6 separate regions of the Mus musculus genome follow, and regions 1, 2, 3, 4 and 5 are each linked to region 6. Evidence: chromatin loops called from intact Hi-C (ENCODE). Cell type or tissue: heart. All regions are shown on one strand. Region 1 overlaps E130309D02Rik (RIKEN cDNA E130309D02 gene). Region 2 holds the start of Kdelr2 (KDEL (Lys-Asp-Glu-Leu) endoplasmic reticulum protein retention receptor 2). Region 3 holds the start of Rnf216 (ring finger protein 216). Region 4 holds the start of E130309D02Rik (RIKEN cDNA E130309D02 gene). Region 5 holds the start of Zfp12 (zinc finger protein 12). Region 6 holds the start of Rbak (RB-associated KRAB zinc finger).

Region 1 (4,000 bases), 120 kb after region 6:
ACATCTGGGAGGATCAGGAAACAGAGATTGGACAGGAATGGGGTGTGGCTATAAGCCCCAAGGACCACCTTCCTGAAACTGACCTTCCTCTGTCTAGACGCCACTTCCCAAAGGCTGTACGGTGTCCTAAAACAGCCGCTAGAGACCAAGTGTGCAGACACACGCACACTTGTGGGGACACCTCGCATTCAAATTGTGACACTCGTCAACGCTCACCTGGCCCAGACACCTAATTTATCAGCAACCAGCTCTATGTTCTCCAGTGTAGGGTAGCATTCAGTCCCTCCTGGAGTCTATTCCTGGCATTGGCACCATTGGAGCAGCCTCTAAAGGCTTACGTGTTTACACTTGCCTGGCCTGCGTGATGGCCGCTTTGAATCCAGTTCCTCATGCTGTGGTGACCCTCAACCATGCAATTATTTCTGTTGCTACTTTAGAACTGTAATTTTGCTACTGCTATGAACTGTAATGGGACTATCTGAGACCTCTGTTGAAAGGCTTGCTAAATCTCAAAATAGTTTCAACCTACAGGTTGAGAACCACTACTCCAGAGTCATCTCAGAAGAGAGCATCCATGAGGAATTGCCTAGGACAGGTCGGCCTGCGGGTCGGTGTGCGACTTTAACTGGGCTGTGATGGAGGGACCCACCCACATTCCATGAGCTGAGCTCTGGGTTGGATCTTGAAGAGTGAGCTGGGCACTGTGCATATTCATTCATTCTCTCTGCTCTTGACTGTGGGTGTGATGTGGTCAGATGCTTCCAATTCCTGACGCCTTGGCTTCTCCACACTGCTGGACTGGAGCCCGGAACCCTGAGCCAAAGGCCCCCTTTCTCCCTTACGTTGCCCTTGTCAGGGTGTTTGATCCCAGCCACAGGAAGAAACCCAGCCGTCCTATGTTAGCTACTCAAGCAGGGTTCTTTCCGTATCAAAAACATTCTGCACTCAGCCTGTGTGCATGCACAGTGAATCCCGAGAAAACTGACTAGTGCACACAAACACTTATCGTCAAATGCCATGATGACAATATTCATAAAAATCAAAAATGGAATGGGGAGAGGTGGCTCAGTGGTTAGTCCGTGCTACTCTTGGAGAAGACCTGAGTTTGGGTCCCAGCACCCAAAGTCAGGTGACTCACAACCACCTGTCACTCTAGCTGCAGGGGATCCGATGCCCCCTGCTGGCCTCTCAGGTCATGGCACTCACATGTGTACGGATAGACAACATTTGAAACTTTTTTCTCTCTTTTTTAAAGCTTTATTTATTATGTATACAGCGTTCTGCCTGCATGTATGTCTACAGGCCAGAAGAGGGCACCGGATCTCATTAAAGATGGTTGTGAACCACCATGTGGTTGCTAGGATTTGAACTCAGGACCTCTGGAAGAGCAGTCAGTGCTCTTAACCACTGAGCCATCTCTCCAGCCCCATTTTAAACTTTCTAAGAATGTGTTTCACATTTACATGGACTCTGCCATCACACTGGGAGCACCTGCAGGACACCTGCTACCATTTCTTCGGGACGCATCCATGTGACTTAGTCAATCTGGGGCTATTGGAAATATGGACACCTCAGTAAAGTACCTGCCACACAAGCGTGAGAACCTGAGTTCAGACTCCAGCATTCCGTAAAAGCCAGGCCCAGGGCTGTATACCTGTGGCCCCAGCAGTAAGGAGGACAGAAAGGGGAGCCACCTCGAGTTCTCTGGCCAGCCAGTTTAGTGAGACAGTTGAGCACTAGTTTGAGTGAGAGAATCTGTTTCAAAATTAAGGTGGATGGGCCAGAAAGATGGCTCTGTGGGTAAAGGCTATCTACCCGAGTCTGAAACCCCAGGTCCCAGATGAGGACTCTCAATTTGTCCTCTGACCTTCAAGTGTGCTGCGGCATACATGTGCCTAAAGTCACACATAAATAAACACATATCAGAAACACACAACACACAAGACCAAAATTGTTTTTGTTTTTCTGTTTGTTTTGTTTTGGTATTTCACATTTTATATACGAAATGGATTCAGCCATAAAAAGAAAGCGCGCGTCCAGAGATGACCCGGTGTTAAGAGCACATGCTGTTCTTGCCGAGACTCCCAAGTCAGGAGGCCCACGAATGCCTCTACTTCCAGCTCCAGGGAATTTGACATCTTCTGGCCTCTGCAGACACTGCATTCGCATGCACAAACCCACACAGACACATACATATATGCATAATTAAAGCATTAAAATCATACTCTTTTACCAGAGTGTGGTTGCACACTTAGTCTCTGAACTTGGGAGGCAGGACGGACAGATATTTGAGTTCTGCGCCCCCCGGGGCTATTCAATGAGATGTCCTCTCTAAATAAATGAATAAGTAGATACCAGAAGGATGGTTCCATGGTTAACCCAAGACATTCAATTCAGATTCTCAGGTGGCTCACACCAGCCTGTAACTCCAGTTCCAGGGGATCTGGTGCCCTCTTCTGGCCTCTGAGGGTATTGCTGCACACACATGGTGAACGGACACACAGGCAGGCAAAATGATACACACAAAACCAAACCCTTGAAAACCTCACACTAAGTAAAGGAAGCCAGACACAAGGCCACATTCTGCACTGGTCCACAGATAAGAAATTTCCAGAAAAGGCAAATCCATAGAGAAAAGGGAGATGAGGCTGCCCAAGGTTGGGTGTAGGACGAGCAGGGCTGAGGTAAGGAGCGCCTTTGGGGGATATGGAAGGATTCTAAATCAGGTGATGTTGGGATGGCCACATGGGAAGACAGGGAGATCTCTCTCTCTTCTCTCTCTCTCACTCTCCCCACGCCCCCTCAGCTTTCCTGCGCTGTCTGGTTTGGCGCTGTCTTCCAGTTTAGTCTTCGAGATTCCATTTCTTCACTTTTCATTTAATCCTGTCCTGCTTTGCCATTTGTCCATGACAGCTGTCACTTCTGATAGGCACAGGGACATGAGTGTCCCTTCCTTAAAGTTAGTAAGAATACAAGCCTATCCCTTCCAACGATGTCCTAGGGTCCAAGTACATCCCTGCTACCCGAGAGAGGACTGACCGCAGGGCAGAAGCAATCTGTGCATCCAGTCTGGGCAGAGGCCAAAACCCGGCTCGAATGGAGACTGAATCTGGTCCAAGTTTTGGTCCAAAGTAGCTCGGGCTGGGGAACGGCTCGGCTGGGGTTGCTTACTGCAAAAGCGTGGGGATCTGAGGGCGACGCCCAGGGCCTGCGAGAAGGGCTCAGCTCGACCCTCGTCACCTGGAACCCCAGTGTGGTGTGGGTGGTGACGGGCTTGCTGAAGCCTGAAACAGTCCAGCAGTTTGTAACCAAGCAGCATGTAGCCAAGTGCGATGACCCGAGCGACTCTCCAAGTTGACCTGCACATGTGCAGGGTAGCCTGCATGTCTGCCTTACACACACACACACACACACACACACACACACACACACACACACACACACACACACCACAGTATCATAAAGAGCAGGCCACGGGATCAGACTGACATCACGTCTCAACAGTATAAAGTGGAAAGTTGATGAAGGTCCTGGGTTCAGTTCCCCAGCACCCACATGGACTTACACAAGCATCAGGCCTCCAAGGTCACTGTACACGCATGGTACACAGGCATACATGCACATGAAATCCACACACATCAAATCCTTAAAATTTAATTAAAGATGTATGTTCCATAGGGCTGGGGTATAGCTCACTGAAAACACGCCTGCTAAGTAGGTGCACGCCATGAGCTTGAATCTCAGCACCACAAAATGAAAACCCCACAATGCCTATGAAACTGTTTAGAAAAATTTATTTTGAACACATGAAAGGAAAATTTAGATACCCGCCTCCCCACCCCCCATAAGACACAGATCCTCTCCAAGGTGATGGGGAATCCCAACAGGTGTCCCTGAGCTGTGCCCAGTACTGCGTACGAGCTGGGTCTCACCCTCTGCACTCTGAGCTCATGGAGCTGCAGAAAACGCTGTTGGTGGCAGAGACACTTCACATTCCTGA
Region 2 (4,000 bases), 220 kb after region 6:
GCCTTGAACTCAGAGATCCACCTGACTCTGCCTTCTGAATGCAGGAATTAAAGACATGTGCTACAACCGCCCAGCATTATGTGGCTTTCTTAAGCTCTCTGTGGACTTCTGGTGCTAGTGTAAGTAGAGCCTGTCTGTCTGTCTGTCAGATAGTTCTCTCGCTCAGGCAGCCAGGGCTGCACATGAAGGCCCCAGCCCCAACATCTTTGCTAATTTAAGTTATTTATTTAATAACTTAAAAATTAAGTCGTTAACATTAATAGTAAGGAGCTGGCTAATCGGGGGCTGGGGATTGAACTCCAGACCTCATGTATGGCTAGTGACTGCTTTATTAACTGAGCCATCTCCAAGGTAACCCATGACGCATGGGTTAGTGCTTCAGCCCCATCTTCCCACCCTGCTCCATCATTTAAGCCTCCAAGTTTCTTCTTAAATGGCAAACAAGAAACACTGTAAATCCAGAAAGATTGCTGACACATGTCTGCGAGAAACACAGCCCAGATCTCCAGCACCCACATAAATGCTAGGCTGTGTTGAAGCCTGGGAGATAGAGACAGGGGATCCCTTCGGCAAGCTGGCCTGCTAGACTAGCCAAATCAGCAAGCTCTGGGTTCAAGTGTGATGCCTTGCTTCAATATATAAGGTGTAACAGGATCTAGAAGGTCCTAGAAATAGCTGGCCTCACAGCCTACACATGTGCACACACACGTGTGAACAGACATATAAAAGCAAAAAGAAAGAAGAGGAAGAGGAGGGAGAGGAAAGAAAAAGAAGTGGTGGGGTTGCTCAGCGGCTAAAGGGGCTTGTCACCAAGCCTGGAGATTTGAGCCTAGTCCCAGGAACCAACAAGATGGAAGGAGAGAACTGGGCCTGACTGGATGTGCCCACACAGTCCACAAATAAATTTTTATTTTTATTTTTATTGTTTCAGGGGTGTGTGTGTGTGTGTGTGTGTGTGTGCGCGCGCACACACATGAAGGCACCCTCAGAGGTGAGAGGTGTCAGATAGAACTGGAGTTCCAGGCTGTTGTGAGTCTGCAGTTGTGGGTGCTGGGACTCGAAATCAGGTCTATTAGAAGAACAGCAATTGCTCTTATCCACTGGGCCAGCTCTCCATCCCTAATACAAAATTTTAATGTAATTTTAAATAAAAATTAATAGATTTTGACAGATTTCTTATGACTTATTTTTATTATTATTTAAAATGTGTGTGTTAGTTTGTGTGTGGGTGTGTGCATGGGCGTGCAGGTGCTCTCAAAGGCCAGAAGCAATGAATTCCCTGGAGTTGGTGTTAAAGGTGATGTAAGCTCCCCGAGGTTAGGAGCTGGGCATCGAACTTCGGTCCTATACAAGAGAAGCTGGAGTTCTTAATCACAGAAATTTTAATCTTGCTTTCTACCCTCGCAATGCCTCTGAGATAGGTATTTCTGCTATCTTAGTAGGGAATGGAAAAAAAAACAAGACAATACTCACAACTGAGTGGCATTTCAAAAACTTAGAGAAGGAAATCGCTGGCACCTAGGCGGAAACCCTGGAGACGGAAATTGCGGAGGACTCTGGGTCCTCAGTTGACCGTCCACGCGGGATGTAAAGTCCGGCTGCTCACCGACGCTGGGCCTTTAAGGGGCGTGGCGGGGGCGTGGCCCCAGCGGTCGCCCGCTCTCCCAGGCTGCCCCGCGCGCGCGACGGCAGTTCGGCCACGTCCCTGGCCACGTCGCGCCCGCTCCCGCCATCTTTCGCCGCTTCCTCTCTCCGGGGCTGCTGTCGCCGCGTCCCGAGTCGCTGCCTAGCTCCGGTGCCGCTGTGCCGCGCCGACCGCCGCCGCCATGAACATCTTCCGGCTGACTGGGGACCTGTCCCACCTGGCGGCCATCGTCATCCTACTGCTGAAGATCTGGAAGACGCGCTCCTGTGCTGGTGAGCGGCCGCCGGGGCGAGGCGCGCGGGGCAGGAGCGCGCGCGTTTGGCCCATTCGACCGACCCATTCGGCTCTCGGTCGTTCCGGAGGCTTTGTGCCGGGCTTGCGATGGCCAGACACACCCATCTCGGCCTGCTCGGCGGGCAACGAAACCCCTCCGAGTGTGCACACGGGCTGGGGTGTCCGTCGCAGCTCTGGGCCCCCCAGTTCTGCGCTTGGTCCGCTCGCGAACTTGATCCGTCCTGGCTCAGCGAGCGCTGGCGTAACTGCCCCCGCGTCCTGCTGCATCTGAAAAGTTTAGCACGGGATCTGTGGGGCTCTAGTGGGCGTGTCCCTCTCCATGGGACTTTTGGGGGGCGCCTCTGAGTCCCCAGGAATCAATGGGAGACTTGCTCGAGGAGGATGGATAGGACCACAGACTAGCTGGGCCTGACGTGGCAGCCAGGCCACCCGCGAAGGTGGGGCTGGCTGGAGGAAGAGGGGCATCCTGCTATTCATTCTGTTATCTTCAAGGACAAGCAGAGGATGGGATGTGGGGGCAGGATGGTGTCAGGTCTGGCCTGTGCTTACAGTTGATGAGGCTACAACTCAAGCCTTGGGGTTCGGGATCTCATGCGTCATAAAAAGAGATGTGGATCTTTTAAGTGAGTTGCTTGGCATAGTTTTCATGTTACTCTGAGAAGCAAGCTAGTTTTTCATCCTTGAGTGTGGCCGTCTAATAACTGGTTCTCTTAAACTGCCAGCGCTGGGTACCACAGAGGCCTCTGTTCTCGGCTAGTATCCTTGCTCCACGTCACCATTGAGTTGGCGCTGTACCTCCCTCAAACTACATTGCAGAGAGGCAGTAGAGTGAACTTTCCTCACATAATAGCTGTGGACTTCTGCCTTTCGTTAAATATTAGGAATCTTACAAGTTTTAGATAAGTTCTTGGTGAGTGTGATGGTGCTTGCCTGTAATCCCAGCACTCGAGAGGTGGTAACCTGAGGTTCAGGAATTCAAAATGAGAATGGACTACATGCTGGTCCTGTCTCCAAAAACACCCCCTGCTCCCCAAAAACCCATTAATTAATTGATTGATTAAATAAATATATTCTTAAAATACTGTCCTTAATGCTATGTCCCCAAATGAAATAACTTTGTAAACTCAAATTTAATTTTTTTCAGAGACAGCAGAAAATAGAAGTCCTAAAGGCCCTGGGTGATGGAGACGCCACCTATCTGGTTTATTAATAACACCTCATCTAAAGTAGCACCGCCCCTTTGACTCTGCTCTCTGAAGGTCTCATCTCTCCCTGGAACATAGTTGAGATCCAGGAAGTAAGCACAACCCAAAAGACCTTTGCCCGATCGAAGTGGACGTCACAAAGTCCTTGTACTGAACCAGGGGATCTGACTGGGAGGTGAACTGGGAGCCCAGTGTGGGATTCAGAATGACAGTCAATTAATTGCTTCAGTTGCGATAGGTGTGCATTAAGTAGTCAGCTGAGTGTTATAGCGCTCCTCTCAGGCAGTACTTAAAATAACCATGTCAACGGTCCCCGGACTGGATGAGGGAACCGAGTCTTAGGCAGGTTAGCAGGCTTTCGATGAAGCCAGGATTGACGCATAAGCAGTAATGAATTTGGAATTTCCAATTAACCTTTGTTTCGGCCTGAGCAGTTTGAGTTTGCACATTTGATGCCAGTGGTTCTGTCACGTTTGCTGTTGGATTTGGGTGCTACTTTTAGTCTTTAGCTGTCTTTCTAAACCTCTAAGTCTCTTTGTCTTCTTTCTTATGTTCTTCTGCCAAGTCAAGATATATTTTATTTTTAATTGTGTGAGTGCTGGTTCCTGTGGAGACCAGAAAAAGACATCATACTCCCCTGGATCTGGAGTCACAGACAGTTATGAGTTGCCTAGTGTGCTGAAACTGAACTCAGGTCCTTTGCAAGAGCAGTACCCTTAGTGGCTGAACCCTCTCTCCAGCCCCAAGAAACAGGGTTTTTTTTTAATTATTAATTTTTTGCGTGCCTGTGTGAGTTTACTACAAGTGTGCAGAAGCCCTTGGATTCCAGAAGAGGGGCGTGAGATCTTCTGGAACT
Region 3 (4,000 bases), 67 kb before region 6:
GTGAAAGAGTATAGGATCCCCCGGAACTGGAGTTAGACAGTTGTGAGCTGCCATGAGAGTTCTGGGAATTGAACCTGAGTCCTCTGGAAGAACAGCCCCTACTCAGGAGGCAGAGGCAGGAGTATCTCTGTGAGTTCGAAGCCAGCCTGGTCTACAAAGGGAGTCCAGGACAGCTGAGGCTGTTACACAGAGAAACCCTGTCTCAAATAAATAAACAAACAAACAGACAGGCAGGCAGACAAGATATGTTTTGTACAGATAATGTGACTACAAGCCCGGCAGTGGTGGTGCACACCTTTAATCCCAGAGCTTGGGAAGCAAAGGCAGGCGGATTTCCAAGTTCAAGGCCAGCCTGGTCTACAGAGTGAGTTCCAGGACAGCCAGGGCCACACAGAGAAACCCTGTCTCGAAAATACAAAAAAACAAAAACAAAAACAAAAACAAAAAAAAAACAAAAATGATGACAAGATGAGAATTCCTGTCTGGAAGGATCTAGAATACAGTAGAGCCCCAAGCACAGTAAACACAGAGCACATTACCTCATGCTGTAGTTAGTAAACACTCAGCAGACTTCATAAACCTTCAATCTCCCTGAGCCACACTTTATTAAATTCCTCCTCAAGAGCTTTTTACTAGCTGCTCTTGTCCTTTTTAGATAAGTCTAAAGTTGCTAATGCAAAAGGCTCACAGGTGTCCAAAAGCCAGGCTCAAGAGCCTCAGCAATCTCCTCAGGCTCACCATCCTTCTCTACCCTCAGAAGGCAGAGCTTGGCTATTTCTTAATTAGGATAAGCTAAGGTCATAAAAATACTGTCCTTCCCTCCAAGCAAGGGCAGTGACAAGCCCCTTCTCTACATGTTAAAATAACAAGCAGACGGAGCTTTCATAAGGTCACCGTTCATGGTGGGGATGAAAACTTGACCCTGATGCACACAGGCTCCTATACATACTCTTTCACCCTTGCTCTGAAGGAAAACACAATAAATCCATTAGTCTCACCCAAACCAAACCAAACAAACAAAAATCCAGCAAGGAAGCTGGGCGGTGGTGGTGGTGGCGGCGGCGGCGGCGGCGCATGCCTTTAATCCCAGCACTTGGGAGGCAGAGGCAGGCGGATTTCTGAGTTCTGAGGTCTACAAAGTGAGTTTCAGGACAGGCAGAACTGCACAGAAAAACCCTGTCGCGAAAAACAAAAAACAAAACAACAACAACAAAAAAATCCAGCAAGGAGTTGAGAGTGGAGCTCAAAGGTAGAGCGGCTGTTGAGTAGGAGAAAAATGACACATGCCTTTAATCAGGAAGCAGAGGCAAGCAGACCTCTGAGCTACATGCCCGCAAGGGCTACAGTTAGACTCAACAATAACAATAACAATAACAATAACAATAACAATAACAACATAATGGCAAGATGTGGTGGGGTGGCCTACACCAGGGCAGAGGCATGCAAATTCCTGAGTCCCTTGGGCCCAGCCTCTACTTTTCAGGTTTCAGGCTAGCCTCGGCTATGCAGAAAAATTAAAAAAAAAAAAAAAATGAAGAAAAGAAAAGAAACGAATCCAAGACAAACCCCAGCGGAGATGGCGTCCAAGACACTTAGCACAATGGAGAAGAGGATACCAAGTCATTGCACCCTTTGGAGATGCAAGGAGTTCGGGATCACCGAGGAGCCCCACGAGGGGCCGCCTCGTCCCCTCGAGCGTGGGTCTTGCCGCTCACCCCAGGGTGCCACGCGCACGGGAGCGCTCTCCGCTACCACGCACCGGGACTCCCGACTGCAGGAGTTTCAAGTCCCCTTCACTCGGGAGCTCAGACTGGGATGACAGGCGTCAACTTGGACTCCAAGGGGCCCCAAACTGGCCCGGGCTGGAGTTCGAAGTCGCCAGTCGGTCGCCTCTTCCGCTTCTCCAGGCCGCGGTGGGGAGCGCGGCCACCAGAGCGAGCCGCCAGAGAACCGTCTCTCAGCAGCTCGGCGCCCCCCGCGCAGCAGGCCGGCCCGAGAAACTTCCTCAAGTGACGGGAGGGGAGCCGGCAGGCCAGCGGTCGTCGGCGTCGCTCCCCTCCCGTCACCCCCCGCGCGGGTCCCCGGGCCCCCGGGGCTCGCGAGCGCGTCCCCCTCGGGCCCCGCCCCCACCCCGGTGGCGCCCCGGCGGGAGGCCACTCTCCTCGCTCGACCCGCAGCCCCGGGAGACCGCGCGCGCGAGCGCCCATCACGGACTCGCCCCAACACAGCCAGCCCAGCTCCGCGAGCGCGGCTCGACGCCCGGGAGTTCAGTCTCAAGTTCACCTGAAGAAGCAGCCGCTGGAAAAGCTCCCCCGCTGCGACCGCCGCCGCTGCGACCGCCGCCGCCGCCACCGAGGCCGCTACTGCGTTCCTTCCGGCCTCGCCACCGCGTCCACCTCGCGCCTGCGCGCAGCGCCCCCTCCCGACTAATAACAGGAAGAACCATAGAGGGACGCGGACAGTCGGGGAGGAGGGACCTGGAGAGCGAGACCATAGAGATGGGTGCCTAGCCGGCCTCCATCCAGGCTCCACGACTGCAGAACCTTGACTCCTCCTTGCTGTGGGAAGACAAAAGAACAGCTGAACCACAGGGTCACTGTAGCCGCCCCGATTTAGCTATGAAATCAACCGATTAATCACGTATCTATCCCCTCTTGAGGTGATGCTCTGTACCAGGTGAGAAAGGTAAAATGACCCAACTCTCCTCCCAAGGTATTTGGTGAAGAGTAAAAGTTCCAGCTCTGTTCAATCAAGGTTGGAGTGCTGGCCAGCGCTCAAGAGCACCGACCCAAATTTGATTCATGGAACCCTCATTGCAGCTCACAGTGGTCTGTAATTTCAGTTCTAGAAGATCCCTGACGATCTCTTCCAGCCTCTGTGGGCACCAAGCATGCAAGTTGTACACCGATATACATGCAGGCAAAACATGCATATGCATAAAATCAAAATAAAAAATAGAAATTGAATTTTTTTCAGCCAGGCAGTGATGGTCCACACCTTTGATCCCAGCACTTGGGAGGCAGAGGAAGCCCTGAGTTCGAGGCCAGCCTGATCTACAGAGTGAGTTCAGTATAGCCAGGGCTACACAGAGAAATCCTGTCTCAAAAAAAATTTTTTTTTAAATAAATAAAAAAACCTCAAGTTGTGTGTGTGGTTGTATGTGTGTATATGTATGTGTATGATGTATCTGTGTGCTCTGTCTGGGCTTCTATAGGTTGTGTATGTATAAGTGTGTGTGCTTGTGTGTGTGTGTATATGTTGTGTATGCTTGTGTGTATGAGTGTGTGTATGTGTGCTTATATGCGTATGTGTATATGGTGTGTATATGTAATGTGTGCCTGTGCTTGTGTTTATGTTATATATATATATATATATATATATATATATATATATATATATATATATGAATATGAGTGTGTGGTGTGCTTGTGTGTGTGTATATTATGTGTGCTTGTATATATGTGTATCTGTGCTCATGTGTGTATGTGTGCTCTGTGTGTCTGTGCTTATGTATGTTATGTGTGCTTGTGTGGATGTGCGTGTGTAGATATGCTTGTGTGTGTATGTGTGTATATGGTGTGTTTGTGCTCTGTGTGTGTGCTTGTGTGTATGTGTATATGTTATGTGTGTGCTCTGTGTGTCTGTGCTTATGTGTGTGTATGTTGTATACAAATGAGTGTATGACGTGCTTGTGTATGTTATGTGTGCTTGTGTGTATGTGTGTGTGTATATGCTTGTGTGTGTGCTCTGTGTGTCTTTGCTTGTGTGTGTACACTTGTGTGTATGTGTATATGTTGTATGTGTGTGTGTTTCTGAGATTGAACCCAGGGCCTCATAGATGCTAGAGAAGCTGTCAATCACTGAATTACATTTCCAGCCCTCTTCTTATTTTTATTTAAAATTTGAGACAAGATCTCACTAGGTTATTTAGACTGGCCTTGAACTCACTACATAGTTTAGCCTGTCCTTGAACTTGTGATCTTGCTGGGAAGACCAAAGG
Region 4 (4,000 bases), 140 kb after region 6:
CTAGGGAGGCAGAGACACCTGGTCTGGGTTGAGTTCAAGGCCAGCCTGGTCTACATTTTGAGATCCAGGACAGCCCAGGCTACATAATCAGAACCTGTTTCAAAATGAAACAAATCCTAATTTTACTACTTTGTGTACAAGAAGGCTACAATTCCAGAGCCAGACACGTGGACCCTATAATCCTCAAGAGACTCAGGTAGAAGGGTCATGAGGGTTGAATTCAGCTTGGGCTACATACCAAATTCTTTTTTCAAAAAAAAAAAGTCAATCAAAGAAACAAAAAAAATGTTTGCTCCATAAAAAAAACGGGACTGGGTGTAGCACCCAGGCAGGGATGATCGATGACATCACGCACGTGTAAAAGACCTCTACGAACATCCAAACTCTTGTTATCCTGTCTACGGAGACTGTGGGAGACGCTATTTCGAGAGCAGTACCTGGAGCCAGGAGGCCGCACATTCCAACACGGGGATCCGACACACGGCCACGGCCATGGAGACCAGCTTTCCCAACAAGCTCATTCGGCTGTCGTCGGCTTTGTTCCCTTGGGGGCTGAAAAGGGAGGAGAAAATGATCTGCCGCACAGAGTCCTTGCTTTGCTCCTGGAAGTAACTGCACATGATTTCAAGAAGCTGGAGCTCCTGGAGGGAATTCAGTCTCTGTAAAAACAAACCCGGAAGAGAAGCTGTGAGAAGAGGGCCTCCACCTGCCCCTTAGCTCCCACCCTAAGAGATTAGGGAAGTGGATGCTTAGAATCCCAGCGCACACGAGGCTGAGTCTAGCCGATAATGAGTTTCAGGCTGGCCCGAGATACATGGTACACAGAAAGACAGTGTTTGAAAAAGGAAAACAGATCTATTCTTTTTCCCAGGGTGTATTTTTTTCACCCTTCAGAAGCCTAAGCCCGGGGGGGCTTAACTCTATGAATAAGCAAAGGAAAAAACCCTGCATCTAGTTAAGCGACATCCCAGAGGGATGTTAAGTAGCCAGTTCACAAAGCCACCACCCCGGATCATTCATTGGTGGGCGACTGTCACACGCCTGCGAAACGGGCACGCGGCTGAGCAACGCCGCTGGACTGCAAGGCCGGGGGAGCGGAAAGAGGAGCGAGACCTCGGGGCGAGCTCCTGTCACCGAGCGAGGGCACGGCCGGGGCGGGCACCTTGGGCTGCGCGCCGCGCTCCTTGGGCACTTGGAACACGAACTCCTCCAGCAGCTCCACGGAGCCCTTGTCCACGATGGGCAACGGCGCGCTCTGCAGCTGGCTGCTGAAGTAGATGTCCAGGTGGTACAGCACCTCCTTGGCGGCGCTCAGCGCGTCGCGCCGCAGCAGCGAGTGGCGGATGTCGCTCATGGTGCGGCCGCCCTGTCCCCGCCGCGAGTCCTACTTCCGCCCGGAGACAAAGAGGCGCGACCGGCCTGGGCCCCGACGCGGGCAGGGTCGCGGCGCCCGCCCGCCTCTAACAGGCGCCAACCCGCTCAGGGGACCATCGTCGCCGCTGCCGCCGCCGCCACGGGCCAGCGAGTATCCTGGGGTCCGACTGCGGCGCCGCCCAGAGCCGCGGGAGCCGACGCCGCTCGGCCGAACCGGCGGCTGAATGGCGACGGCGGCCCGCAGGGGCCAAGCTCGGGCTGCGGCCGCGCGCTCTCGTGGGCGCCCCCTGGCGGTGAAGCCCGCACGGGCAAGCACGAGGCCCCGCCCCGCCGTCTTCGCAAGAGTTTCTCCGGCTTCAGAGGTGTTTGATTATCAGACACTCGGAGGTGTTCTGAGCCGGCACCACGCACCCAAGCCTTCTCATGCTCCCCTCCAACCAGGACGTGCTCTGATCGCCCCCGGGAGTGGGGCGACTACTAGGACAAATGATGCTTGTAAGCACCCCCACGCCCTGATCCTTCTGTTCCAGGGTCAGTGTTTCCAAATTCTCTCCTGACTCCTGGACCCTCTTAACTGCTATGCTCTAGCCCAGCCCAGGAGGACTATGGGAATCTTAGTACAAGGTTTAGCCCACGTGCTCCCTGTTCCTGAAAACCCTCCCACCCTACAACACTCCCACTCCCCAGCTCAAGATTTCTATACAATCTATGGGCGATGGTTTATTTACAATTTATACTAAACTAGCTGTTAATGAAGACTGGAGATTTTTTTTTTTCTTTTGGTTTTTCGAGTCAGGGGTACTCAGTGTAACCCTGGCTGTCCTGTAACTCACTGTGTAGACCAGGCTGGTCTCAAACTCAGAGATCCACGTTCCTCTGCCTCCTGAGTACTGTGATCAAAGGTGTGCACCACCACCGCCCATCGGGGAGTAGAGATTTTAAACAGAATGGAAAAGTCTTGCGTGTGGCTCACAAATACAATGACTAAGAGGCCTATGGCTGAGAGGATTTAGTTAAGATGATAAAGGGCCCCTGCCTGGGAAAGAACAGACCAGGGAGAGAGTGCAGCTGGGCACAGCCCAGAGACTCTCTTGTACATCAGGGAACAGACTTTATGGTCCTAGTTCAGGCGCCCAAGGGTGCAGTGAAAGAGGCAAAGGCCTCCTTGTCACCCAGAGCCTTGGACATCTCTTGACCCTTCTCACACTAGGACCTCAGAAGTTACTGGATCTAGCAGAATATAGGCAGGAGGGAAATCTGCCCTGGGAGACACGAGAACTCAGCAAGCCTAGCTTCCCATCTCTTTTTCCCCACTAAAGCCCACTCACGCCCACACAGCAGAAACCAACACAGACAATGATGAGAAAACAAATATCCATGTGTACAAATAGGTGTGCACTGTATTTAAAAGGCAGGGCACTTCCGCTCTATTTCTCCTTTTTCTTGTAACTGGGGGTAGCAGGTAGAAAGATCTCTCGAAGGTTGCTCCTAAACCCGTGGGAGTGAATGTTCTGGTGGATCCGGGGCTCAGCTGATGGGGACCAAGCCACCAGAGGCCAGCGCTGGCACCAGGCCCAGTCGCCTTTATACCATTCATTTGTGGTCTGGTTGGTGGCAGCCAGGTACAGAGCAAAGCACAAGTAGCCAGCCAGGAGCATGCTCAAAACGATGACAAAGCCCAGTAGGAAGACAATCCTTGGAAATGCCAGGAACAGATGCTGTGGGCAGAAAACCAGAGTGTTAGCAAATAGCCTTCAATGCCTGAGCACCAGCCCTGACCCTGTGGTGCAGACTCATCACTCAGCTGACCTTCTGCATCAGATCTGACCCACCAGGCAGTATATACAGCTGAAAAATGTGCCAATGCCCCAGCATTCATGAGGCCCCACACTCAAAATTCCCTATTTCTCTTTCTCTGTCTCTGTCTGTCTCCCTGTCTGTCTGTCACATGCATGTATTGCACAAGTGCAAGCACACAGATACACACACATATGCACTTCAGTTGCCTCAAATCTGACCCTTGGAACATAGATCTGAGTCACAGTCAACACAGACACAGGCAGGCAGCCCAGGCATGAGCCTAGTGTGTGTGACAGCTTGTTGCAGGATAACTTTCACACAGGCAGAAAGGTCACTCAAGACACAGACAGTACTTTGCCAGTCTGCTGTTTACAGACAAATATGTGGAGACAGCTCGTGCATTAAACTAAAATCCTGCGAGGACTGTCTCTTTAAAGCCACCGAGCACAGGAACAGCAGGCCAGGAGTGCTGACAGCAGTACCCGCCCCTCCAGCATCTCTGCGCATGAGCGATGGTGCAGGCTGGTGAGCATAACGCTCACAAGGCTGAAATGGTTGGCAAGTTTGAGGCCAGCCCAAGTCAGAGTAAGGCCTTGACTCAAGACATCAAAACAAAACAATAACAAACGAAATGGCTGTGCATGAGGAAGAATGAGACTCTGGGTCAGTCACAGTACAGCACACCAAGAAGCAATTAACGTCAACTCAGACTGTGGATTGGTGCGCAGTGAGAACGGAAAGGCTCAGGGCTCTCCCTGGTATGTTGTGTGACTATGGCACGAGGATGGTGAGGGTCTAAGGCCAGGCCACATCTGGGAACTGGCAC
Region 5 (4,000 bases), 56 kb after region 6:
CTCAATTTGCATCTGAGCAGAGCAGAAGCATCTCAGCCTGCTGACTGCTTGTTCCATGTTTGTACAAACCGAAATATTTTCTTTTCCTTTTTTATTTAATTTACTTTTTTATTTATATAAGTACATTGTCACTGTCTTCAGACACATCAAAAGAGGGCATCAGATCCCTTTACAGATGGTTGTGAGCCACCATGTGGCTGTTGAGAATTGAACTCAGGACCTTTGGAAGAGCAGTCAGTGCTCTTAACCCCTGAGCCATCTCTCCAGCCCCTTTTCTTAATACAAAAATTATATGAGCTTGAATGTCCTCACTGCAAGCAAGGAATTCCTTTTCTGAAAGGCCTGAGTCCCATCTGTGCAATGTAAACCTGGAGAAAAGAGTGTTCCTATCTCCCTGTCACCTGGGGAGTTTAGCCCAGGCCCCTCATTCAGAGACGTAACCCCTGCTTGCCATGGGGAAGGGAAGCTTTTGGTTTAAGAGATAGGAGCCAGCTCAGGTGGGCACCTCAGTTACCAGGTGAGGTGAGAACCTGGGAGAAGGTGCCCCATGGCAGTGCAGGCCTTCCGAGGAGGAGGGCTCACCCTTTCTCCTGAGACCATGTGTGCCCTGCAGCATCTGAGAGGGATTCGTGATGCTTCTGTCTCCTGCTGGTTGCTCAGCAGTTTATTACCTAGGGTTGGCGCTCCAAGGTGCTTGGTGCTTCTGGGAAGAAAACGTTACTCTCTGCATTGGTGCAGAGAACTTTCTGTTTTGGTAGACTTTGTTATTAGTTTTGATGCCAACGTCTTTATGAAGAATTAGACCAAGACCACTGCTGCATTAGTTCTGTAAGAAGTCGATGGAATGTTCATTGTATTGTACCATCTCTGAAAACTGTCATTGTCGCCCGGCCCCAAATGTCACCTTTCAGAGGTCAATTAACAGAGAGCTATTTTCCTTCTTTCTGTGAGTTCTTTCTGGTTCTCTTTTTAGTTTCTGTGCATTAGATGTGTGATATAGAAACCCATCATTTGTGTTTTCTCTTCCTTCCTTTTTTGCATCTGCAGCTTCTGTTGTGTCTCCATCAACTTTGGAAGCAGATAGGACAAGAGCACTTTTGCATTATTCAGGAGGGCCGGTGAAATCTGAGAGGAATTGACTGACCATAGGGTTCCACGTTTGAGCATTGTTGCCGGACTGCAAACATCAAGTTGGAGAAGTCATTTGACAAACACGTTTTTTCTCCCTTTCTATGTGTGCCTTCTGGTGCTTTTAGAACTTTTATGCATTTGTTGTATGATCTGGCAAAGCCACTGTTTTTGTCTTCTTTCTTTTAAAAGAGGTGGTAGACACTTCTTATACTTAAATGTTTGATGGAAACTTCTAGCACTTCAGTTAAACAGAGCGTGACACATTTTTTTTCCTCTCTCTTTCATCTGTTAGAATCTGCCTTTTATCTAAAAGCACCAAGCTGGGAGAGGTCTGGGTAAATGGATATAACCCCTCAAGCCATTCCTGGAGGTTCAAAGTGAGGAAAATCACGAAGGTTACTGTTGCTCTCAGCTCGGTACCCACAAGCTGCTGAAACGAGGAGGAGACTTGTGCGACGATCCCTGGAAGCCTAAGAGTTCTGGGCGGCCCCTCCCCAAAGATGAAAGGAAGACCACAGGGACCAGCCCAGTGGCACGCATGCTGCGCGTGCGCACTTCTGTTTGTGTGCATGCTCGCGCAAGCGCACGTCCGCTGCGCTGGCCTGGCTTCCTGCGGTCTGTGTCTCTACGCTCGCAGCTTTGACTTGCGCGAGCTGGAGTCGCGAGCCTGCGGGCCGAGGCCGGTGCGTCCGGGTCGGCAGCAGGCGAACGCAGCTTTGCAGGCCGGGGAGGCCGAGGGCCGGGCTGACGGGGGCAGCGAGACCCGGGCCCGGCGCGGCCTCCTAGGTGAGGCCTGAGGGTGCAGATCGCGGCCGTGAGAGGGAGGCTGGGTCCGTCTGATGGCTTGCAGGGGGGCCTGAGACCGCTTGCCGAGGCCTGAGCGATCAGCGCCTGCGCGATGCCTCGGCCCCCTCCTGTCCTCAGCGTGCGGGATCCGGGACGGTAGCAGTGGTCGTGTTGATGGCTTTGGGCTGTCTAGATGGCCCGAGGATGAGGCGTGTGGGCATAGGAGCGGTCAGTTCAGTGACCTGAGCTGTAGAGGCGCTGTCCAAACTCCTACCTCACTTGACATCCCTGCCTCCCAGGGCTTCTAAGTCTCATGATGTTACTGGGCGCCATCGGCACCCTTGCTGTGCCTGTTAGTTTTCCCGATCCTCTCCCTGCAGCATCCTGTGGTCTAGTTCAGGAAAAGTTTGTGTTTGCGTCTGTTCATAGGGGAAGACTGTGGGTCTGCGATAGTGGTGACATAACCGAGGTCACGCAGAGGGTTTGTTAGTGGGAGTGCTAAGTCCCGGGCCGACGGCGTTCCTTTTGTCATATTAAAGTCGTGGTCACAGTATCACGTAATTGTATATAAATACAGTTCCCACCAGGTTAACTTTTGTTTTCAGAGCAGCTTGTGAGTATTCTTTTGTATCCCTTAGTAAATGGCAGTTATTTAACTAGCATTTCTTGTTCATTTCTTGTTAATTCACCTCGTCAGCTGCACTCATTCATTCCCCCCAAGTCCCAACGCACAGTTGCAATTCTCCAGTCCTTTCTGACAGCCAGTGAGACCACCATCCCTCCGGTTTTCTTCTGGGAATGTTCCAGGAGGTTTGTGTGCAGGATTCCCCTCTTTCCACGCCCACTCATAATGACGTTGTTTTTCCTTCCCCAGACCCGGCTGCATTAGTCCTTCTACAGACTTTTCCTACTGCAGCGGAAGATGAATACATCCTTAGTAAGTCTGGCTTTGTTTCCGTTGTCTAGTTTGGTTTACTACACTCGAAGAGGCAAAGGAGAGATCAGACTTTAAAGGGGAAAATAGATAAAACAGAAAGAGATAAAAGAACCAGACAAAACAGTAGTGGACAGTAGTAAGCATTGGTTGAGTGCATATCTGTAGGTGGCATAGCCCCTACCAAGTCCTCAGGATGCTGTAGTTGACACCTTGACTATATTTAGAGATGAGCCTATGGACGTGCCTGTCGGGATTGTCTTGATCACATTCATTGATGTAAGAAAACCCATTTTGTTCTGGACAAGACCATTCTCTGGGCATCCTGGACAGCATAAACTGGAGAAAGAGACTTGAGTACCAGCAAACATGTCTTCCTCCCTCTCTTGTTTCCTGATTGTGGATTTGATGTGGCTCCTGCTGCCTTGGCTTATGACGGGCTGTACTCTTTGATCTCCAGTGGTATTCTAACACAGGCATACACACACACTCACGTCCTATTGACCTGTCTGTCTCTAGCAGTCTCTGTGGATTCCTCTGTCTGTTTCTGTGCTGTTTGTCTTGCTGCCCTGTCCCTGGATTTAGAATTTCTCCTGCTCCCATGTGGATCTTTTGCCCTACTTACCTCTGGCCCTCCTGGCTTTCCCCAGCGGCTCTGTGTTGGTTTACCTGTGGGTCAGCCAGCGCCTGCTGAGCATCTCTGGAGTATGTCCAGACAACGCGTAACGGACCCATGCATCCGAGTGGTCTGTTCGCCTGTTGTTGTACCGTCCCCACCTAACGGACCCCATGCATCTGAGTGGTCTCTCCGCCTGTCGTTATACCGTCTCCTGTTCTTCCCTTTTGTTGTTCCACTGCCCTGCCTGGAACTCTCTGAGGATGCAATGCGTTCAGATCCATTTTCCACCACCAAAGAATTCACTTTTCTCTTACGGTCTGTGTAGTTTCTCTTTGTTTGGTTTGTTTCAATTTCTTCGTTTTTGCGTCATTGCTTGGTTCAAAAAGGGTATGTAGCTCAGGCTGTCCTGGAACTCTTCAGCCAGGGTTAAAGGTATATGCCACCATCCCTGGCCCTGGTGATGACTTTCAATGACCACGACGTTCAGTGGCAGACCCATTTGATTTTTTTTTCTACCCTCAAATACCCTT
Region 6 (4,000 bases):
CTGGCCCAGATTTCACCTCCTTGAGCTCTGCATATTTCGTCTGAAAGTCAACAAGCATTTGTAGAGTTTATTTCAGCTTTCAACGCAAACATGTAATAACATGTAACATTAAAAAAAGAGAATAGAATCGAAGCCCAAAGGTGTTACTAGAGTAAGACATACAAGGAAAGGTGGGGCCTCAGAAAAGGGACAGACTGACAAGCACCAGGACGTAGAGGTGGGGCAGAAAGGGAGGTGGAAAGACACCAAGGTGGCACTTTCCTGCAGGCAGCTTCTGACAGTGACAGGGAGGGCCAACTTTAAATTAGGAGTTACTAACCACATATGATTATCTTCCCAATTCAAAAACCAAAGTCCTGGGGTTAGCATGATGGCTCACCCATGTTAGAGTGCTTGTTGCTCTTGCAGAGGACCTGAGTTCGGTTCCCAGCACCCATGTTTGGCAGCTTACAACTGCCTGGTAACTCCAGTTATAGAGCTCTGGCGCCCTCTTCTGGCCTGTTAGCTCCTACATGCACACGGGACACAGAAACTCAAAAAGGCACACAAATTATCAACACAAAAATAATAAATACATATTTAAAAAAAGAAACAGAAAACCACATTCCATTCTTCTAAGAGCAGTGGAAGGCAGATTCCAGTCACAGGAATTTCTCAGTGCTACCTTTTAGGTACAGAGAAGAGTTATGGAGAAGAGAAACCACAGCCTTGAGTCATATAACTTTATCTAGGGGATACTGGTCTGCAGCCAAAACAAACAGCAGACTCTCCAGCAGAGTCCTTGCAGAGCTATCTCATGGGGCTCATGGTTAAAGTACAGGATTTCTTGGACAGCTGTGTGATAAGATCACAGATGCACTGTTTAAAAGAAAACCTCTGTATGAAATAAAAGACCATCTACATGGAATTATTAGGAATATAGATCCAATTCAAGACTGCATCAGACAAACCAGGACATCCATTCAACGCTATCCACACTGGACAGGCTTTTTGTTTCCCTAAGTTGAGCAAAGTACTCCCCTCTGTGAACTCACCACCTCTACTGATGGTTCATCTCAGTGGTCAATGTGATGAGACTCTGAATTGCTGGAGAAATAGACCAAGGGCTAGTCAGTCATTCTTGTGGGGGATTCTCTTGATGAGGTAAACTGGGGCAGGAAAGCCTGCCCACTGTGTGCGGCTTCATTCCCTTGGCTTAGATCTTGGACCATACAAAGACAAGGTGGGCTGAGCACTCACTGTATGAAACCATGTGATTTATTTATGCATAAGACTATGATTCTATGTATGAGACTCTATGAGTCTGTGTACAAGACTATGAGTCTGCATATGAAACTCTATGATTCTATGTATGAGACTTTATAATTCTATGTATGACTCCATAGTTCTATGGACCTGTATGGAGGGAGAGAACGGACTCCCACAAGTTGTGCTCTGACCTTCACGTGCATACTGGACCACACACATGCACACATGTAGGCACATACAAAACAAATTTTTTAAAAACTGTTTAAAAAATGCAACTTTGGAGCAAACGGAATGAAAGATTTCTTTGTATAATTCTTTTGTTTCTCTGTAACTTTTCTATGACTCTATGTTCCAGAGTACTGTCCATCATGGTGGGCATGCTTTCCTCTTCCCTTCCTGACTTCAGAAAATATATACATTTTCAGCTTCCTCAAAGTAAGCTTCTGTGCCCTTCCCACCGTGGTGGACTGTACTCTGCCACTGTGAGCAGAATAAGCCCTTTCTCCCTCAAGCTGCTCTTGTCAAGGTAAATTTTCAAAATGCAAAAATCATCCCAACCTGACTAAAGGAAGATGTCCAAATCCTAGCAAGTCTTTGCCTCCTATAAGGTACAAAAAACGGCACCTCCCACGAGCAGCTGCAGGTGATGGGATGGATACGATTTTCCTTTTTCTAACTCTGCCAAGTAACTCCATTAGCCTAAAGTTATCAGACTGCCTACACAACAGGTCATGACAGCCTGCCACTCGGGTGTATTTTATATTACAATCACCTTTATTCACTCCTTTCTCCACGACCATCCTACTTACTTATTAATTATTCTATGTATGGATGCTCTGCTGCATGTACACCTGCATGCCAGAAGAGGGCGTCAGATCCCTTTAGAGACCACTCCACTACCATTCAAGAACAGACCTTTGAGTAAGTCTTCCAAAATACATTACAAAGGAGTCAGAAAAAAAAAAATTACAAACGGGAAAAACTTACCTTTGATCTGCTCATGTTCTGCTCCTCTTGGGGGAACTGTAGACACTGCTGACTGACCTGCTGGAGGAAAAGCTCGCTGAAATCGGAGATTAACTGGTCTACACAGGGACATGTCTCTCGCCTGGGAACCACCAAGTGAAATCGCAGCTTATACACACTGCAGAGGTGATAGGAAGGAAATCACAAACCTAACTCCAACAGGTGGAATGGGGGGTGGGAGGCGAGGGGGGGCGGGTACAGTTCTATGATGAACACTACGCTGCCTTCTTTTTATCCACGGGCATTTGGTGTAAAGGTGGGGGAAACAAGGGTACTTATTTTATTTCCTATTCAAACTGTTGCAAAATATGTCACAGTGAATGAGGATTCTGGGCACTATATATATATATATCTGGGATCCATGTTCCATGAGGTGACATACATGCAATCCCAACTCTCTGGAGGCGGAGACGGGAGGATCACCCACTACCAGAACAATATGTGCCACAAGGAATCCACGCCTCAAAAAAACTAAAACACAAAAAGGAAAAATGGTCCAGATGGATAGACGTCCGACAAACAGGGATAAAGCGTGGTTTGTTTTCAAACTATCCAACTAAACTTGGTTACTGCTGCATATCTTAAAAAGGGACTAAGGGAAGAAACTAGAAAACAATGGCACTCATTTCAACACAACCTTGATTAAGTCTCACACCTGTCGCAGACTCAGTCTTCCTTCACGAGCAGAAAGAAGTAAAAGCAGATTTTGAGCACTAGACCATTACGATGCCTCAAGGGCAGACTCGGGGGGGGGGGGGACCACAGACAGAGCAAGAGAGCTGATGGACGCTGAGTGACACCGTGGGAATCTGGAGCCCTTGAGTTCTTCAGTGCCTGCACTCTGTCCTCGGGACTGACCGTGCAGCCCAAAGCGATGCAGCTGTCCCGCTGTCAGCCCGACCACCTCGACCCTCCCAGGCGCCGCAAGCTGGGGACAGCGGGGTGCCCGGGTGAACTGACTGGGCACCATCTGTGCCCAGCATCCCTCCCGCAGCCCCGATCGCTCTGCGCCCTCGGGCCTCACCGAGCAGGCGTCTCCGCTGCCCCTGTCAGCCTCCGCGCCGAGCTCTCGCTAGGCCTCCCTAGCCCGCACAGCCGAGTCTGTTCGCTGCCGCCCCGGAAGCTCCGGCCTCGGCCCTGCAGGCTCGGCAACTCCAGCTTAGCGAACGCAAAGGCTGCGGGAGGGAAGGTAGCCTCGACACACCAGACCTGCAGGAAGTCACCACGGCGCAGTGGCCCAGCGCAAGCGCGGGCACGCGCACAGGCCGCGACGCGCATGTGCAGCATCTTCCCGGAAGTCCGAGTTCCAAGGCTCTCCTTTCTCCCCAAGAATTGCACAGAAACTCTGTGTCCCAGACGCCTTCGCGCGCCACTGCATCTAGGGATCCTCGCGCAAGAACTTACCTCCTCCCAGCAGTTTGGGGGAGGTGCTCTGAGAGCAATGGCTGCCTCCAGCCATGCTCTTACCTTCTTGTTTGTCCTCACTCCCTTTGAGCCTGGAGAAACGGCCTGCTGCGTGAAGTCCCAAGTCTTGTCCCTGGCTCAGGACTCCTAAAATAAGAGGAAGATTGTGTTAGAAGGAAAGAAAACTGAGTGTCATTCTCGATTAACCAAACTTCCTTGAAGTACTAGGTACAAGAAATAACCAGCTGTGCTTTACAAAGAAGGAGGCACAAACACTAATGGTGGGTTTCTAGAACATACGTCTAATGCCCAGAAACTCTAA

What was found. Peaks named below come from ENCODE experiments on the same cell type or tissue, not always from the same donor. Only the 100,000 strongest peaks of a DNase experiment are listed, where the experiment ranks them.
Region 1: it touches region 6 in a loop (2.3-fold over the local background); 20 of 42 quality-filtered maps call a loop at or near these places.
Region 2: a loop joins it to region 6, with 6 times the contacts of the local background. A loop is called at or near these places in 3 of 42 quality-filtered maps.
Region 3: it touches region 6 in a loop (4-fold over the local background); 6 of 42 quality-filtered maps call a loop at or near these places.
Region 4: a loop joins it to region 6, with 12 times the contacts of the local background. A loop is called at or near these places in 7 of 42 quality-filtered maps.
Region 5: it touches region 6 in a loop (7-fold over the local background); 25 of 42 quality-filtered maps call a loop at or near these places.

What each region holds. Positions count from the first base shown.
Region 1 is chr5:143,297,433-143,301,432 of GRCm38, forward strand. It overlaps E130309D02Rik (RIKEN cDNA E130309D02 gene), which reads right to left. Exons shown (of 6, transcript NM_172726.4): 6 at 3,640-4,000. Gm52794 (a long non-coding RNA gene) reads left to right here. Exons shown (of 2, transcript XR_003955829.1): 2 at 532-1,936. Among named protein-coding and RNA genes, the nearest start is that of Gm52794, 3.4 kb to the left of the region's middle. In heart, CTCF peaks have their summits at 1,190 (motif pointing left) and 2,463 (motif pointing left); no DNase peak of the experiment used is centred here.
Region 2 is chr5:143,402,136-143,406,135 of GRCm38, forward strand. Kdelr2 (KDEL (Lys-Asp-Glu-Leu) endoplasmic reticulum protein retention receptor 2) reads left to right here and starts at 1,685. Exons shown (of 5, transcript NM_025841.4): 1 at 1,685-1,917. The coding sequence starts at 1,827. It overlaps Gm20635 (a long non-coding RNA gene), which reads right to left and starts at 1,607. Exons shown (of 3, transcript XR_868670.2): 1 at 1,474-1,607. In heart, a CTCF peak has its summit at 1,779; DNase peaks (open chromatin) are centred at 1,666 and 2,356; H3K4me3 peaks cover 2,962 bases; H3K27ac peaks cover 2,426 bases.
Region 3 is chr5:143,110,616-143,114,615 of GRCm38, forward strand. It overlaps Rnf216 (ring finger protein 216), which reads right to left and starts at 2,405. Exons shown (of 17, transcript NM_080561.4): 1 at 2,284-2,405. In heart, a CTCF peak has its summit at 2,461; a DNase peak (open chromatin) is centred at 2,426; H3K4me3 peaks cover 2,003 bases; H3K27ac peaks cover 1,584 bases.
Region 4 is chr5:143,313,741-143,317,740 of GRCm38, forward strand. It overlaps E130309D02Rik (RIKEN cDNA E130309D02 gene), which reads right to left and starts at 1,620. Exons shown (of 6, transcript NM_172726.4): 1 at 1,163-1,620; 2 at 438-659. The coding sequence starts at 1,354. Zdhhc4 (zinc finger, DHHC domain containing 4) reads right to left here. Exons shown (of 8, transcript NM_028379.5): 8 at 2,749-3,092. The coding sequence ends at 2,802. In heart, a CTCF peak has its summit at 1,689 (motif pointing left); DNase peaks (open chromatin) are centred at 1,071, 1,371 and 1,711; H3K4me3 peaks cover 2,008 bases; H3K27ac peaks cover 1,711 bases.
Region 5 is chr5:143,233,463-143,237,462 of GRCm38, forward strand. Zfp12 (zinc finger protein 12) reads left to right here and starts at 1,701. Exons shown (of 5, transcript NM_001289589.1): 1 at 1,701-1,917; 2 at 2,792-2,854. The coding sequence starts at 2,840. It overlaps 4930448H16Rik (RIKEN cDNA 4930448H16 gene), which reads left to right. Exons shown (of 5, transcript NR_040700.1): 5 at 1,048-1,286. Gm38735 (a long non-coding RNA gene) reads right to left here and starts at 1,068. Exons shown (of 3, transcript XR_868668.3): 1 at 672-1,068. In heart, a CTCF peak has its summit at 2,168; a DNase peak (open chromatin) is centred at 1,699; H3K4me3 peaks cover 1,742 bases; H3K27ac peaks cover 1,352 bases.
Region 6 is chr5:143,177,251-143,181,250 of GRCm38, forward strand. It overlaps Rbak (RB-associated KRAB zinc finger), which reads right to left and starts at 3,525. Exons shown (of 5, transcript NM_001045482.2): 1 at 3,299-3,525; 2 at 2,236-2,292. The coding sequence starts at 2,250. It overlaps Spdye4b (speedy/RINGO cell cycle regulator family, member E4B), which reads left to right and starts at 3,767. Exons shown (of 8, transcript NM_001384193.1): 1 at 3,767-4,000. In heart, CTCF peaks have their summits at 488 (motif pointing left), 2,108 (motif pointing right) and 3,548; a DNase peak (open chromatin) is centred at 3,601; H3K4me3 peaks cover 1,671 bases; H3K27ac peaks cover 1,119 bases.